Linked DNA regions of Homo sapiens: all the other regions are linked to region 3. The links are chromatin contacts, found by Hi-C or POLR2A ChIA-PET in ENCODE. All regions are on one chromosome and are shown on one strand. Each heading gives the region's core, a stretch centred on a gene start or an enhancer-like site at or near the end of the contact. The rest is flanking DNA. Distances are from core to core; before and after follow the strand shown.

Region 1 (3,765 bases), core at 712-3,211, 230 kb after region 3:
GTTGGGCATGGTGGTGGGCACCTGTAATCTCAGCTACTTGGGAGGCTGAGGCAGGAGAATCACCTGAACCCAGGAGGCAGAGGTTGCCGTGAGCCGAGATCACGCCACTGCACTCCAGCCTGGGCGAAGAGCAAAACTGCATCTCAAAAAAAAAAAAAAAGGGCTGGTTCCTGGAACCTGTTGAGAGAGAACTACTGAGCTGGCTCCTCTGTACATTCAAATCTGAGAGCCCCTGCTCTAGAGACCTGGACAGCTCTGGGGTCAAGTCCTGTCTTTGGCCTTAGGCAAGTGACTTCACCCCTCCAATCCTTGGTTCCCGTCTATGGCCCGTGAAATGGGCACACAGATTTTACATGAAGTGCTGCCATATGGAAGGTGCGCAGTAACAGACGAGTGTGACTCTGGTCATTGGCCGGCTCGGGGCCTGCTGCTCCAGGTGCAGTTGCTGGGCCTGGCCGGGACTCAGTGGGGAATGATGGCCTCTCAGGAGGCTCCCTGCACAAGCTGACGTGCATGGGGCAGAAAGTCCGCAGAGATTAGTTGTTCTCAGGTTGTGTGCTGCAGGAGATGGGGAGGACAATTTGGTGCCTGTCTCCTGGGGGCAGGTCCCAGCCCCTCAGAAGGAAGAAGCATAGACAGGCCTGAATATTTATGAAGCCTGGGGCTCAACCCCAGCCACAGATATCACAGGGTGAAGAGTGGGCCTGTCCATTTCTAGGTGGAGGAAGGTGGGTGTGGATACGCATGAACTCAGCACTTAGGCACCCCTGTGGGTAGGTCAGCAGGAGGTGGGGAGGGTCCCAGGAGCAGGGGCGCCTACAGGAGGCATCCTTCCCAGGACCTCAGTCAGAGGTGCAGGGGCAGAACTGAGGACAGATGGGATTACTGCAAAGTTCCCTTTCCCTCTGTCTCTGTCCACAGAGCATGGTGGAACGGGGGATACCTTCACGCCACTCACACTGAGGCTTCATTTCCTATCCAGGAGGACGCAGACAGAAGGCCCATGGCTTTGGATCAGCCTTGACATTCAGAAGTCAAGGACAATAGAGTTTTCTCGAGATGCATATATGTTTAGAAGCAGCAACATGAAGCTAAAGTCTCTTTCTGGAGGACTCAGGAGTGAGAGCCCTCTGTCTACTGCGGTACGGAGAGAGCCCAGGTGCAGAATGAACCAGAGCGGCCGTTCTTGAACCTGGCCTCACATTAGAACCACCTGGGGAGTATGTAGAACGCCTGATGCTCAGGCCACACCCAGACCCCATGTGAATGAAGGCTGAGGGGTGGGAAGGGCAGCATCAGTACTGTTTTTATTTTTATTATTATTTTTTAATGTTTAAAAATTTTTTTTTTTGAGATGGAGTTTTACTCTGTCGCCCAGGCTGGAGTGTAGTGGCATGATCTTGGCTTACTGCAACCTCTGTCTCCTGGGCTCAAGTGATTCTCCTGCCTCAGCCTCCTAAGTAGCTGGGATTACAGGTGTGCGCCACCATGCCCAGCTAATTTTTTTTTTTTTTTTTGTATTTTTAATAGAGGCAGGGTTTCACCATGTTGGCCAGGCTGGTCTCGAACTCCTGACCTCAAGTGATCCACCTGCCTCGGCCTCCCAAAGTGCTGGGATTACAGGAGGGAGCCACCACACCTAGCCAGTGCTGTTTTTAAATCCCCCAGGTGATTCCAAAATGCTGTCAAGTTTGACAACAGACCATTGTCTCTACCCCAGCTGCAAAAGAGACCAACCTGGAGAGCTCTAATCCCAGGCAGATGAAATTAGAATCTTTGGGGGGGTAGTAGGGGCCCAGGTGGTGGTGTCTGTAAAGGGTATATACAGGGTAGAGAATCACAAATCGAATCAACCCAGTGGTGTGATTCTGCACCACCTGGCATGGTGTGTGTCTGAGTGTGTATGTGCGATAGTGTGTTCTCGGAGAGTCCTGGTGTGTGACCTTGGGCTGAGATTAGGCACTTGGCAGCTGCGCTGAAGCCGTAGCTCATTAACCCCCATAACCCAGGGACGAGAGTGGTGCATTAGCCAGGAGCAGCTCACAGGTGGCACCTGCACAACGGCTCCTCCGAGGCTGCCTGTCGCTTGCCCATCTCTGCCTCTTTCAACTCAGGTTGCATTTAGGGCCTCACAGGGAAGAAACGTTTCCTTTCCTCAGTAAATCAGTCTGGAGCTGTTCTTTGGGACAACACTGGTAAAGGAAACCTTAGGAATTTTGGTGAATGCAGCGTGGCCCTGGGCAAGTCACTTCTCTGTAGCACTTCCTTTATTTATTTATGTATTTATTTATGTATTTATTCATTACTATTTTAGATGTAGTTTCACTCTTGTTGCCCAGGCTGGAGTGCAGTGGCACAATCTCGGCTCACTGCAACCTCCACCTCCCGGGTTCAAGCGATTCTTCTGCCTCAGCCTCCCAAATAGCTGGGAGTAAAGGCACACGCCACCATGCCCAGCTAATTTTTTTGTATTTTTAGTAGAGACAGGGTTTCACCACATTGGCCAGGCTGGTCTCCAACTCCTGACTTCAGGTGATCCACCTGCCTTGGCCTCCCGAACTGCTGGGATTACAGGTGTGAGCCACCGTGCCCAGCCCTTTATTTTTATTTTATTTCATTATTATTTTTTGAGATGGAGTCTCACTCTGTCACCCAGGCAGGAGTGCAATGGTGTAATCTCAGCTCACTGCGCCCTCCACCTCCCCGAGCTCAAGTGATCCTCCTGCCTCAGCCTCCCAAGTAGCTGGGACTACAGGCGTGTGCCACCACATCCAGCTAATTTTTTGTATTTTTAGTAGAGACGGGGTTTCACCATGTTTGCCAGGCTGGTCTCGAACTCCTGACCTCAAGTGATCTGCCCGCCTCAGCCTCCCAAAGTGCTGGGATTACAGATGTGAGCCACCACACCTGGCCTGTGCTTCCTTTCTTTAAAGAAGATAAAAGACGAATCTCCTCTTGTCCTCTTGTCACAATGCATGTGAGTAAGCGTACTGGGCTCTCTGAAAGTCAGCTGTGATGAATTTTTAAAAGATGACCTATCCACAGATGCGGTGCTCACACCTGGAATCCCAGCACTTTGGGAGGACTGCTTGAGACCAGGAGTTCGAGACCAGCCTGGGTAACATAGCAAGACCTCCATGTCTACAAAAAAAAAAAAATAGCTGGGCAAGGTGATGTGGGCCTGTAGTCCCAGCTATTCAAGAGGCTGAGGTGGGAGGATCGCTTAACCTGGGAGGTCAAGGCTGCAGTGAGCCGTGATGGTCCCACTGCACTCCAGCCTGGGCAACAGAGCAAGACCGTGTCTAAAGAAAAAAAAATGACTTATCAAGCTTCTATGTGGTGTAAGAAGGTAAAACCCCACTGCAGAAAGAGGGAAACTGAGGCTCATGGAGCAAAGTTTAGTGGAGCCAGGGTGCAATGTCAAAATCATGGGCAGCCATGACACCTCTTGAAAATCTCCTATGGTGACCACAGAGTATGGCACTCAGAGCTTTATGTGCCTAACCAGGTACAGGAAATTATGTGTACTATGGATGGTCAAATGCCCAGGAATGTACTGTGCATAAGAGCCTGCCTATGGCAAGTAATAATCTGAAACAGTATTTTTGTAGTTTTTTAAGAGACAGGGTCTCCCTCTGTTGCCCAGGCTGGAGTGCAGTGGTGCCATCGTGTCTCACTGCAGTCTCCACCTCCCAGGTTCAAGTGATCTTCCCACCTCAGCCTCCTGAATAGCTGGGACAACAGGCCCGCACCACATTGCCCAGT
Region 2 (3,829 bases), core at 1,195-3,694, 200 kb before region 3:
GAGGCGACCTTTTCCCAGAGGCACAACTGCATAGTGTCCAGGGTCTATGATACCTTTAGGGGCCCAGAAAAAAAGGCTTAATTTCTTTTAAAATCAGAAGAGGGAGACAGTGACTATATTATGATGAATCCAACCTGGATTTATACCAACAAAGTTGCAAAATGTAATTTTTTTTAATGAGAAAAAGCCCCCGCCCACCCCCCTACAGGGCAAAAGTCCCTCAGACCTTTTCTGGCCTCCCCCTAACCCACCAGCACTGCTAGGTCAGGTCTTCCCTAAGTAAGATGCTTTCACTCTGCCCTGAACTCTTCTGCCTAGGCAGGTACCACGGTTGTAACTTGACATTTGGCCCCTAAACCACTAGCTGGATGAAGGCAGGGACCATGTCAGACTTATTCTCTGTGCAACACCGAGTCTACACAGCACTTGGCTCTTATTATATGCTCAATAAACATTTGCTGCAAGTATGACTAAGCGAAAATGATCAGACTTCACAATCATCCCACAAGAACACTCATTCCATCTATTATTTTTTTGTTTCTTTTAGAGGCAGGGTCTTATTCTGTTGATTCTGTTGCCCAGGATGGAGTGCAGTGGCACCATCTAGTTCACTGCAGCCTTGACCTCCTTGGATTACACGATCCTCCTGCCTCAGCCTCCCAAGTAGCTGGGACTACAGGCTCACCCCACTGCACCCAGCAAATTTTTAATTTTTTTTTTTGTAGAGATGAGGTCTTACCATGTTTCCCAGGCTGATCTCAAACTCCTTGGTTTCAGGCAGTCCTCCTGCCTCAGCCTCCCAAGGCCTTGGGATTACAGGCGTGAGCCACTGCACCCGGCCCACACTCCATCTACTTCTAACTCCCTGCCTCTCCTGCAGGCCAGAGGGGAGGGGAGGGGAAAAGCCTGCAAGACGGAAACCAGGAGGAAAGACTCACAATGGACGTGAGAGAATTGGTGGTACTCAACCTTTCTCCCTGATAGGGGAGTCAGGCCGGGGGAGGTGGGTGGCGGCAGAGATTTAGCGTAAACAAACATTTCCTTGTCTGGTAGGTCATTTTGTAATTATATGCAGGTCAAGCTCTTTAGAGCTCCCGGAAATCAGACAATATCTGCCTGCAGAGAGGCCAGTCCTGCTCCAGGGCCCCCAGCGTGGAGGGGACTTTCATCAGAAGATCTTTCCCTATCCAGGCAGGAATCTAAGTGACCGTCCGGTGTGAAACAACGAAGCCAGCAAAAAGCAATAGGAAGGAGAGCCGACCTCAGAGTTCAGAAGATAAGCGGGGGAACAAAATGAATACGTGAACTTGGGGAAAACGGGCTGAGCCTGAAGCCCTGGGCAAGGTTCTCTGGGGAAAAGGGGATGACATTGACCTTGGCCTTCATGCTCTCGGGAGGGACGCTGGCAAGAGTGATGGAGAGAGGCACCTTTGTACATAGGACATTCCAAGCCACCACTTGGTACTCTCCATGGATGGCAAATGTGTCAACTTTGAGAGAGGATAACAGACCATTAAGAGAAAGCAAAGGAGGCTGTTGCCAGAGGTGGAAATTGGTTCTTGCCAACTAACTGCCCTCCTTCAATTTCACTCGGTCAAGGCAGTGGGGATTTTTCAAATCATCCTCATGGCTGTGGTTCCAGCACCACCCTGGGAGGGATGGGGTTGCAGGGTAAAGACTATAAAGAAGAGGGCTGGGTGCAGTGGCTCATGCCTGTAATCCCAGCACTTTGGAAAGCTAAGGTAGGCAGATCACTTGAGGTCAGGAGTTCAAGACCAGCCTGGTCAACATGGTGAAACCCCATCTCTATTAAAAATACAAAAATTAGCTGTACGTGGTGGTGTGTGCTTGTAATACCAGCTACTCGGGAGGCTAAGGCAGGAGAATTGCTGGAACCCAAGAGGCAGAGGTTGCAGTGAGCCAAGATCGTGCCACTGCACTCCAGCCTGGGCAACAGAGCAAGACCCCATCCACCCCCTTCCCTCCCAAAAAAAAGGCTCATGCCTATAGTCCCAGCTATTCAGGAGGCTGAGACAGAAGGATTGCTTGAGGCCACCAGTTCAAGGCTGCAGTGAGTTATGATTGCACCACTGCATTACAGCTGAGGCAACAGAGCGAGACTTGACTCAAAAGAAAAAAAAATTGATGGAATTTTGGCCGTATGCAGTGGCTCACGCCTGTAATCCCAATACTTTGGGAGGCTGAGGCAGGCGGATCACCTGAGGTCAGGAGTTTGAGACCAGCTGGACAACAGAGCATGACCCCATCTCAAAAAAAAAAACCCAAAAAACAAAACAACAACAACAACCAAAAAAAACCACAGAAGAGGCTTGACTGACAGCCAAGGAGAAAACTTAACGACACACACACACACAAAACCCCGAACTGGTAGCAAACAGGATGGACTGGTGGCTGCATGCCAAAGTCCTTTGGGTTCACATTTGACTTCAGCTTAGAGGGACAGTAGCCAGCGTTTCCCTTTGTCGGAACTAGGCAGATTATGGGAAGAGGCTCTGGCACTCTTAAAATTCCCCTGCCCTCACAGACCTAAAATTAACATCACTGTTTATAGTGCTGGCTGTGGATGTAGAATATCATATTACAGTAGTAAATGATACGATAAAGATATAGTAATCCAATATTGGAAATCTGAACTGACTATGACTACCAATTGCTTATGCATTTAACAGGTCATAATTATTAGCACTTACATCACTGTCCTTTGTGTTCAAGGATGACACCAACGGATACTGTCTCTACATGTGGCCAAGATCACGAAAGCATGAGAACTGTGTAATCTTTCTCTTTAAACAGCATTTTGAGATATAATTCATATACCATGCAATGCATGCTATTCAAGGGCTTTTGGAGTATTCACAGAGCTGTGCAACCATCACCACAATCTAATTTTAGAGCAGCTTTTTCTCCTCTAAAAGAACCCCCCCTCCCAAAAAAAAAAAAACCCCAAAAACCCCATACCAATAGCAGTTAGTCCCAAGTTCCCCTTTCTTCCACCCCCTGGTAACCATTTTCTGCCTCTGTGCCTTTGCCTAGTCTGTGTATTTCATATAAATAGTCATGCAATATGTGGTCTTTGGCAATGGCTTCTTTCGCTTAGCGTAATGTTTTCAGGGCTCATCCACGCTGTAGCATGAATCAGTACCATATACTTTATTCATTTTCTTTATTTTTTTCTCTTTTTGACTTTTATTTTAGAATCAGGGGTACACGTGCAGGTTTGTTACAAAGGTATATGACGTGATACTGAGGTTGGAAGTATGAATGGATCCCTCACCCCCAGTAGTGAGCATAGTATCCAATAGGTAGGTTGTTTTCAACCTTACTCCCTTCCCATCCTCCCTCCTCTTGTATTCCCCAGTGTCTGTCATTCCCGTTTTTATGACTATGTGTACCCAAAGCTTAGCTCCCCCTTACAAGTGAGAACATGCAGTATTTGATTTTCTGTTTCTGTGTTAGTTTGCTTAGAAGAATGGTTTCTAGCTGCATCCATGTTGCTGTAAAAGACATGATTTTTTTCCTTTTATGGCTGTGTAGTGTTCCATGGTGCCTATGTACCACATTTTCTTTATCCAGCCCACCATTGATGGGCACCTGGGTTGATTCCATGTCTTTGCTATTGCTACTTTTTTTATTGCCAACTATTATTCCATTGTATGGATATGCCATGTTTTGTTTATCCATTCACTGGCTTGACTTTTCTTTTTCTTTCTTTCTTTCTTTCCTTTTTCTTTCCATACATATAAGACGTACATATTTTGAGGGTACCTGTGATAATTTGATACAACCATATAATCAAATCAGGGTAATT
Region 3 (3,568 bases), core at 498-2,997:
CCCGGCTCACACCCCGCGCACCCCCGCAGCTCCCTGGGCGCTGCCACCCCCCACGCTCCGGCTGCCGCCTTTCCCCGCGGGCGCAGACGCTCGGGCCTCGCCTTCAGGCGCCGCTCCAACTTCCCAGGGTGTCTGCGGCGCGCGGCGGGGCTCGGGGGCGGGGACCTAAGGGCGGCTGGCTATGTCACCTTCGAGCTTCACCTTCCGGCCCTAGACCCATCTATGGTGGGCTCAGCCTGATTCTCTCTCCCTCATTCTCTGCAGCGCTCCTCGCTACTCCAGGATCCAGAGTAGTAAGACGATGCTTACGCTGTGTGCTTCCTCAAAGCGCCTAGCACAGTGCCAGGCGCACAGCTAGGGCACAATGATCCCCCCACCCCAAGAGCCTAGTACCTTCCTCCCACTGATACCAACCACACTAGGTGCTCAGTACCCACTTCCTGTCCTAAGTTCTCAACACATGACCTCCCTAAACAGTGCCCAGCACCCCGAAGGAGCTCAATAAATGTTCCTTCCTTAAGGCTTCCCATTGGAGTTTCCCTGAAAGCCCCCTATTCCAGCCCACTCCGAGGGCGTCTCCTTCCCGTAGCAGCTACAACCGTCTGGGGAGAAGGAAGCCAAACTCCTTAAACAGGACACCTCACTCGAGAAGGAGCGAAGTTGGCAGGGCAGAGGAAAATTGCAAATGCGCGGAGCTTGGGAAGAAAGATTGGGCCAGCCAGAAACCTGGAGGGGGAGGAAGTCTCGAGATGCGCTTGGGGTGCCAGATAATGGGGATCAGAGATTGGAGAAGTGACACTTAGGGACAAGAGGTTGGGAGCAAAGGTGATGGAGACGGGGGCGACTCAGGAACGGCAAGAGGATTGGAACGGGACCGGGGACCTTTCTTGGAAGTGCGATAGATTTTAAGTATTTGGCGTGGCTTACAACTACATTCCCATAGCAAGCACACTTTTTACTTGCATTGTGTGTTTATTTGTGGGGCTGGTGGGGATTATGGAGGCTGAAGTCCTCCGCAAGCCACTGAGCTATAAGTGAGTAGCAAGATGCGCTTAAGGACTCGCAGAGATGGGGGCAGAAACGGTGGACCTTACACTTGGAAGGGAAGACTGGGGACTGGGTAGAAGAGGAGAGGTGGAGATGCTTGCAAGAGAAGAGAACGGAGGAAGAAGGAGAAGGGAAAAGAAGAAAGCCAAACTTGCCACTCTCCCGCTCCCGGGCCAGCCCAGCGTCTCCAGTGCCCAGCTGCCGCGCCCCGGCTCTCGCTCGCTCGCTCGCGTACCTGTTGCTCGCTCCGGCTGGGTCTCGGCTCCGGCCCCACCAAGAAGCCCCGCGTTCCTACAAGTTCCGCCTGCCGAGCAGCCAGGCCGCCAGCGCCGCCACCTGCGCGGCCGCGCACAGCCAAGGCCAGTAGGTGGGGAGCGCGCCGGGCGCCGGCGCCCTCCGGCTCCGCGCGCGGCGCCGCCACATGGTGCGCTGGTGCAGCTCGTCGCCTAGCGCCTTGAGCCGGGCGGCGGTGAGCTGCGCGGCGGACGAGCGCAGCCCCAGGCGACCCGCGCTGCAGGCGCACACGGCCGGGGGGCCGCGGCCGCGGTGCAGGGGGCACGGGCACATGACCGCTGGCCTCGCTCCCGCCCCGCGCTCGGGCCGCCCCTCGCCTCCTCTCCCTCCGGCCTCTGCGCCCGCTGCCGCCGCGCTCCAGCCGCCGGGGGCCTCCCCTGGACACCAAGTTTCTCCTTGTGTTGTGCGTTTGTTGTGCTGACGGCGCTATTATTAATTAAAGTGTCACATGGTGGAGGGGGGCGGGGAGGGGGGTTACATCATCCGGCCCCCGGGGGTTGGGGGGGGGGCTGCAGGCAGAAGAAACCGAGAGGTAACTTTTAACCCTAGCGGCGCCGGCAGCTAGGGAGCGCGAGGTTTGGGAGACGGGGAGCGCGGCGCGGGGCGGCGCGAGAAGGCTCCCCGCAGCGGAGGTCCTGGGCTTTGGGGGTCTCGGGGGACCCCCGCGGAGGCGCGGAGCGCGAGGGAAGGTTGTTCTCCTTCCCCTTTTCCTGAATTCAGCTCGAGTTCCGATTTGGCGAGGGAAAAAGGCTTGTTTGCCGTTTTGGATGAAGCTGATGCTGAATTCGGCTGCATTATTCAAAAATATTCCGAGGCTGTTGTTTTGTTTGGGGGAGGTGGGTGGATTCAAAATCTTATGGAAGGGTCAGATTACACCCAACTTGCCTCGTTTCAGGTCTGACTTGGCACCTGTAGGCTTTCAGCCTGACCCTAACGTGCCCCCAGCGCCTGGCTAGAAACCTGACCCTAAAGTGCCCCCAGCGCCCGGTGGGAGGCTGGATGGGCCCACCTGAGCTCGCGTGGGGCGCGGACGGAGGCATTCTCGCTGCCCGGCACCCGCACCCAAAAGACCCTCGCAAGGGGCTTTCTAAAGGGAAACTTCTTGTCTGCTTTCTTTGTGAACATTATTTTCCTGATGGCGTTACAGTTTTCTGCGATGACCCCGATTTAATGCGCAGTGGAGACCCTAAGGGGTCGGCGAGAGGAGGGGCGCGGGGGACTTTAATTCCCCCTTTTCCAATCCGACAGCCACTCCTGTGCACCTCCAGACTGGAGCGTCTGCAGTTGTCACAAACGGTGAAGGTTCAGATGGGCTGGGCGGCTGTCAGGATTCTGTGGGGGAGAATGAAACCTGTGATCTTAAATCGACTGGGATTCAGACAACTTTGGGATTCAGACCATCGGGATGAGTCCAGAGATGGCTCCAAGTTGGGAGTCTGGAACCTGCTGAGGGAGCTTCCGTTCTTGCCTTCCCACCGCAGAGTATAACCAAGATTCTTCGAGTCTGTGAACTTAGTTTTGGTCTGAATTGATCAGGAGGAGAAATGTCCCTTTTGGCCCACAGCGTGGTGAAATGACAACAAAGTCAGGGCTCAAAGCCCACAACACTGTGTGATTCTGGTGGCCTTTTCCCTCACCCAGCTCCAATTATTCTAGGCTTCATAATGGCCAAGACCTACTGCGCATCTTCTATGTCTGGCACCTGTGGGCTTTGGGCGCCCTTGCCTCTGCTGCCTAAAGGTAAATCTCCCAACAATTCTACATGCAATTACTATAATATTTCAAAGATGAGGAAGCTGAGGCACAGGTAGGTAAGGGTTCTTGCCCTAGCTCACAGAGTAGCTAAGAATGAAACCGTCATCTGAACTAGGGCAGTATGCCGCAGGCTCTAAGCTCTTAACCACGGTTTTATACTGCCCCCTGTAATCTGGGAATAATAATACCTCCATCCCAGGATTGGGGCAGAGATTAAATGAGAGAAATGTGTGCCAAGCACCTGGCACGCAGTGGGCCCTGGATAGACCTTGGTTCCCTTTGCTTCTCGCCAGAACCACTTCCCATTCTCCTGGGACTCACCTCCTTAATCCCCCTAGTCTTTACAGAGGGGACCTGATCCATTGCCCGGGTGTAGCGTTCCAAGAATGAAGACACAGTGTCTATTTAAAAAGCCCTTTGGATTTAAATTGAACAATTCCCTCCCCCCATTTTTAATCTGCACGCTTTTAAC
Region 4 (3,636 bases), core at 271-2,770, 140 kb after region 3:
TCCCTTCTCTGCTCTTCCTGGGCCTGTCCAGGGTGAGGATCCACGACCTCCGCAGTGGTAACATCGCCCTGTCGCTCTCCGCCCATCAGCTCAGGGTCTCTGCTGTGCAGATGGATGACTGGAAGATCGTCAGTGGAGGCGAGGAAGGCCTGGTGTCCGTGTGGGATTATCGGATGAACCAGAAGCTGTGGGAGGTGTATTCCGGGTAAGGTGCATTCTAGACACTCTTGGGAGTTCCTAGTAGGAACAGGGAAGGCAGCACTAATCAGCCTGCACCAGGCACGGTGCTAAATGCCCCCTACCCCCCGGCTTCGCCAGGTGAATCCTTACTGTGACCCTAGGAGCCAGCTGCTGTCCCAGCACCGCTCTGCAGAGGAGGAAACAGGCTTGGAAATGGCGCTGGTCAGTGGGGATGCAGTTCCTGTCTCTGACATCATTCAGATCGCCACAATTCCTACATTAGCCAGGCCCAGCTTTCTCTAAGAATGAAACTACTTTTTTGCAAGTGCTATTCTGATTATTTTAGGATTTCTCCATCTTAATAAACAGAAAAGGGAACTCAAAAACATAGGAAGCTCGCTGGGCTAGACCAGGATGTGACACCCCACCTGCCCACAGGTGGAAGGCAGGGCTGGCCCAGCTGCTGTCCTCCACTCGAGTCCGTCATGTGTAACCATGGTTCTGCCCGTTGCTTAGACTTTCCTCATGCTGTTTACAGAGAAGAGCACTTAGGACTGAAGGGGTTCAGGCTCCAACGAAGGAGGAATTTGTCATTTCCACCTTTAACACCACTATTCAAAATATAAATAAATACTATCCTAAGCACAGGCTGATGGCGTCACAGAGGTAGGTAGGTTTACGCCAGTGGCACCTAACTGGTTAAGACATTTCCAGTGAGCCTGCTTCTGACCTTCAAAGCAGCAGCCCAGCCCAGGGCTGGCTCATCAGAGCTGACTTGAGCCCACCTGCCACCACCTCTACCTGGCCCTGCAGGCCTCGAACAGGAGACCCTGCGTTTGAGACAGGTGGGGAGAAAGGCAGCCGGCCCTCTCGCTTGCTGCCCTCAGCACCACTGTGAAGAGACATTCGGCCAGACACGTGGCTCACCTGTAATCCCAGCTACTCAGGAGACTGAGGAGCTCTCAAGGCCAGGGGTTTGAGGCTGCAGTGACTGTGTCACTGTACTCCAGCCTGGGTGACAGAATGAAACCCCATCTCTACAAAACCGAGATGATTCTGGGCCAGTGGCCTCTGAGCATGACAACATAGAAGAGCAGAAACAGGGCAAGGCCCTCCCACAGGAACTAAGATTTGTTCCCCACTTACCGCAAATCAAGGTAAACCGACCTCTGAGAACACAACCTCTGAGCAGCGACATGGTCTTTATGGAAGTGCAAGGTCAGCAATTTGACAGGTGTCTCCAAGAGGCGGCAGGGTTACATGCAGAATGGGCTTCTTCCTTGGAGGGCAGTGTTGGCAAACACTGTGGCCGGCACATTTTATCAGACAGAGCCCTGGGTACTGCCTGGCCCGCCCCCTCGCTGTGGCTGTGCCTGTTGAGGGCGCCTCGGCCCTTTTTCTGAATGGTGATGCACTGAATTGCCACCAGGTGGTGCCAAACGGCAACTAAAACTCCCGCACTGAAATTCCCGGAAGCATTGCCTTTGAGGAAAACCCTGGATCAGCCATCCAGGTCCTCAGGGATGGCTGCCAGCCCCCAACTCCAGTAGATCTCATTTTTCTCTCAGCAAAGCTTCACTCCCTGGGACAGGCCACTGAGATGAAGCCTAGCTAAGGAAGGCCTTCCCCAGAGGTGTGGCCCTGTCCCAGCACTGCCTCTGTCCCTGTGCGGTCCAGGCTTGTCCCCCACGTGGTCACTGTTTTCACCAGCACAAGGCTGACAGACACATGGTCTCCTGCCCAGAACTCACTGACTTGCTCAAGGCCTCACCTGCAGTGCCTGCTGCCAGGCCCCAGTCTGGCTGTTGTTTGGTCACTGTCATGTACCTCCCGCTGTCCGCTTCAGTCTCTTCAGCCCAGGTCCTCGCCTGCCTGACAGGGTGCCGTCAGTCCTCCAGGCTGCAGGCCTCCACCAAGCCTGCCCTCCCTCCCCGGGTCTTTCTCATCCTCCAGGTCCCATGCCAGGTCCACCAACACTTTCCTTCAGTCCTCCAGGCTGCAGGCCTCCACCAAGCCTGCCCTCCCTCCCCGGGTCTTTCTCATCCTCCAGGTCCCATGCCAGGTCCACCAACACTTTCCTTCAGTCCTCCAGGCTGCAGGCCTCCACCAAGCCTGCCCTCCCTTCCCGGGTCTTTCTCATCCTCCAGGTCCCATGCCAGGTCCACCAACACTTTCCTTCTGTGGGTGTCCCAACCCCAGGGAGGCAGGGACTGCTTCCCAGCTTCCCTCACTTCCAAGAATCCTTTGCTTTAGTCAAGGAGAGCAGCCCTGGCCCAGCCCACACAGGCCTCGTCCCCTCCTGTGCACCCCTCCCAGCCCACAGCACCTCCTGCTCCTCCCAGCACTTAACTCTGGGTCACACATTCTTTGTAGCTTGTAACATCGCTCGTGCTACAGAAACAATGGTCATGTTTTCTGGGACTGCATCTTACCTTCTTCACTAGCTAGGGCTCTCCCTGGGCCAGGCATCCACCTGGATGAGACATCTTTTTAATCCAGTGTCTCCTAGCTCAGTGCCGTGACCACAGCCGGTACTGCATGAAAGTTTCAGAATGAACGCAAACCTCTGTTCAAGAGACTTGGAACCATTTTGTTCCAAGATTTTCCGAACGTGCTTTCACCACCCAGGGTACGTGTGTCATTGCAGCCCTATGAGCAGGATGTGGGGGGCACCTTCATGGATCAACAGTGAACGTGCCCCCAGTGCTCCATAGATGATGGAGAGCCTGGCTGGGAAAGCTCAAGGGACTTGCCCAGGGAGGCAGCGATGGGCCAGTCTCTGTTGCATGTGGCTGATTCGTCTGCAGTAGGGTGTGCCCTTTATGTCTGGAATGTACCAGGTTGTGGGGGCAGATGCCAGCATGCGTACGGGGCATGCAGACCTGTTTACAAAGTCATGCCCAAAGCGTGGCCTGCTCACCTGAGCTTCGGGAACTGAGGTGAGACACTGCTTCCATGGGGGCCCTGTTCCCTCTGTGAAAGAGAAGCTTAGCTTTATGGGTTCTAGAATCCCCTGCAGCTCTGAACTCCCAGGCCTGCGGCAGCAAGTGCAGGCCCAGTGGACGCCCCCTTACGAGCTCTCTCCCACTGCCTTCCAGGCACCCGGTGCAGCACATCTCATTCAGCAGCCACAGCCTCATCACGGCCAACGTGCCTTACCAGACGGTAATGCGAAACGCCGACCTGGACAGCTTCACTACTCACAGGAGGTTAGTGGTGGGGCCGGGCGAGTAAGAGACCATCTTAGTTTGACTGATGTATAGAACCCCACCCCCCCCGCCGTGACACATTGCACCCTATGGGCTATACCCTCAGGCAGGGCCCTGCCTTTCTGCGAATTGGAAACATAAACGTGGATGCTGACCTGTACTGAGCACCCAGCATCTGATGCAGGACAGCCCCGTGGGGCGAGTCCACGCTGTCGGCTGTACAGAGAGGGAGGGCAAGCCGTATGCT

Evidence for each region. A loop is a pair of places that touch in the nucleus more often than their neighbours do. ChIA-PET counts read pairs that join two places held with the same protein, here RNA polymerase II (POLR2A). Pooled maps may share reads with other maps.
Region 1: a map of OCI-LY7 shows a loop between it and region 3 (2.5-fold over the local background). The contact joins the enhancer-like site here to the promoter of HRK in region 3. A Hi-C loop is called at or near these places in 1 of 168 maps with a recorded cell type or tissue (OCI-LY7), 2 of 37 single-sample maps with no recorded cell type and 6 of 50 pooled maps. POLR2A ChIA-PET finds 5 or more read pairs at or near these places in 2 of 52 experiments (OCI-LY7 and WTC11).
Region 2: a pooled map shows a loop between it and region 3 (2.0-fold over the local background). The contact joins the enhancer-like site here to the promoter of HRK in region 3. A Hi-C loop is called at or near these places in 1 of 50 pooled maps. POLR2A ChIA-PET finds 5 or more read pairs at or near these places in 2 of 52 experiments (H1 and activated T-cell).
Region 4: a loop to region 3 is called in a pooled map, with 3 times the contacts of the local background. The contact joins the enhancer-like site here to the promoter of HRK in region 3. A Hi-C loop is called at or near these places in 2 of 50 pooled maps. POLR2A ChIA-PET finds 5 or more read pairs at or near these places in 4 of 52 experiments (OCI-LY7, WTC11 and activated CD4-positive, alpha-beta T cell).

What each region holds. Positions count from the first base shown.
Region 1 is chr12:117,113,015-117,116,779 of GRCh38, forward strand. All of the region lies in intron 2 of TESC-AS1 (TESC antisense RNA 1), which reads left to right. All of the region lies in intron 1 of LOC105370010 (a long non-coding RNA gene), which reads right to left. Among named protein-coding and RNA genes, the nearest start is that of TESC-AS1, 15 kb to the left of the region's middle. Within about 2 kb of position 1,962, at least 2 of the 41 ENCODE cell types and tissues checked have a DNase peak (open chromatin) inside an H3K27ac peak, as active enhancers do.
Region 2 is chr12:116,674,530-116,678,358 of GRCh38, forward strand. The region is part of intron 1 of LINC03088 (long intergenic non-protein coding RNA 3088); the gene reads left to right. Among named protein-coding and RNA genes, the nearest start is that of LINC03088, 15 kb to the left of the region's middle. Within about 2 kb of position 2,445, at least 6 of the 41 ENCODE cell types and tissues checked have a DNase peak (open chromatin) inside an H3K27ac peak, as active enhancers do.
Region 3 is chr12:116,879,694-116,883,261 of GRCh38, forward strand. HRK (harakiri, BCL2 interacting protein) reads right to left here and starts at 1,748. Exons shown (of 2, transcript NM_003806.4): 1 at 1,283-1,748. The coding sequence starts at 1,614. The coding sequence ends at 1,339. RefSeq lists silencers at 277-477, 1,356-1,435 and an enhancer at 1,941-2,902.
Region 4 is chr12:117,024,116-117,027,751 of GRCh38, forward strand. It overlaps FBXW8 (F-box and WD repeat domain containing 8), which reads left to right. Exons shown (of 11, transcript NM_153348.3): 9 at 32-205; 10 at 3,279-3,389. Among named protein-coding and RNA genes, the nearest start is that of TESC, 73 kb to the right of the region's middle. RefSeq lists enhancers at 10-1,209, 529-1,064, 1,065-1,600. Within about 2 kb of position 1,521, at least 12 of the 41 ENCODE cell types and tissues checked have a DNase peak (open chromatin) inside an H3K27ac peak, as active enhancers do.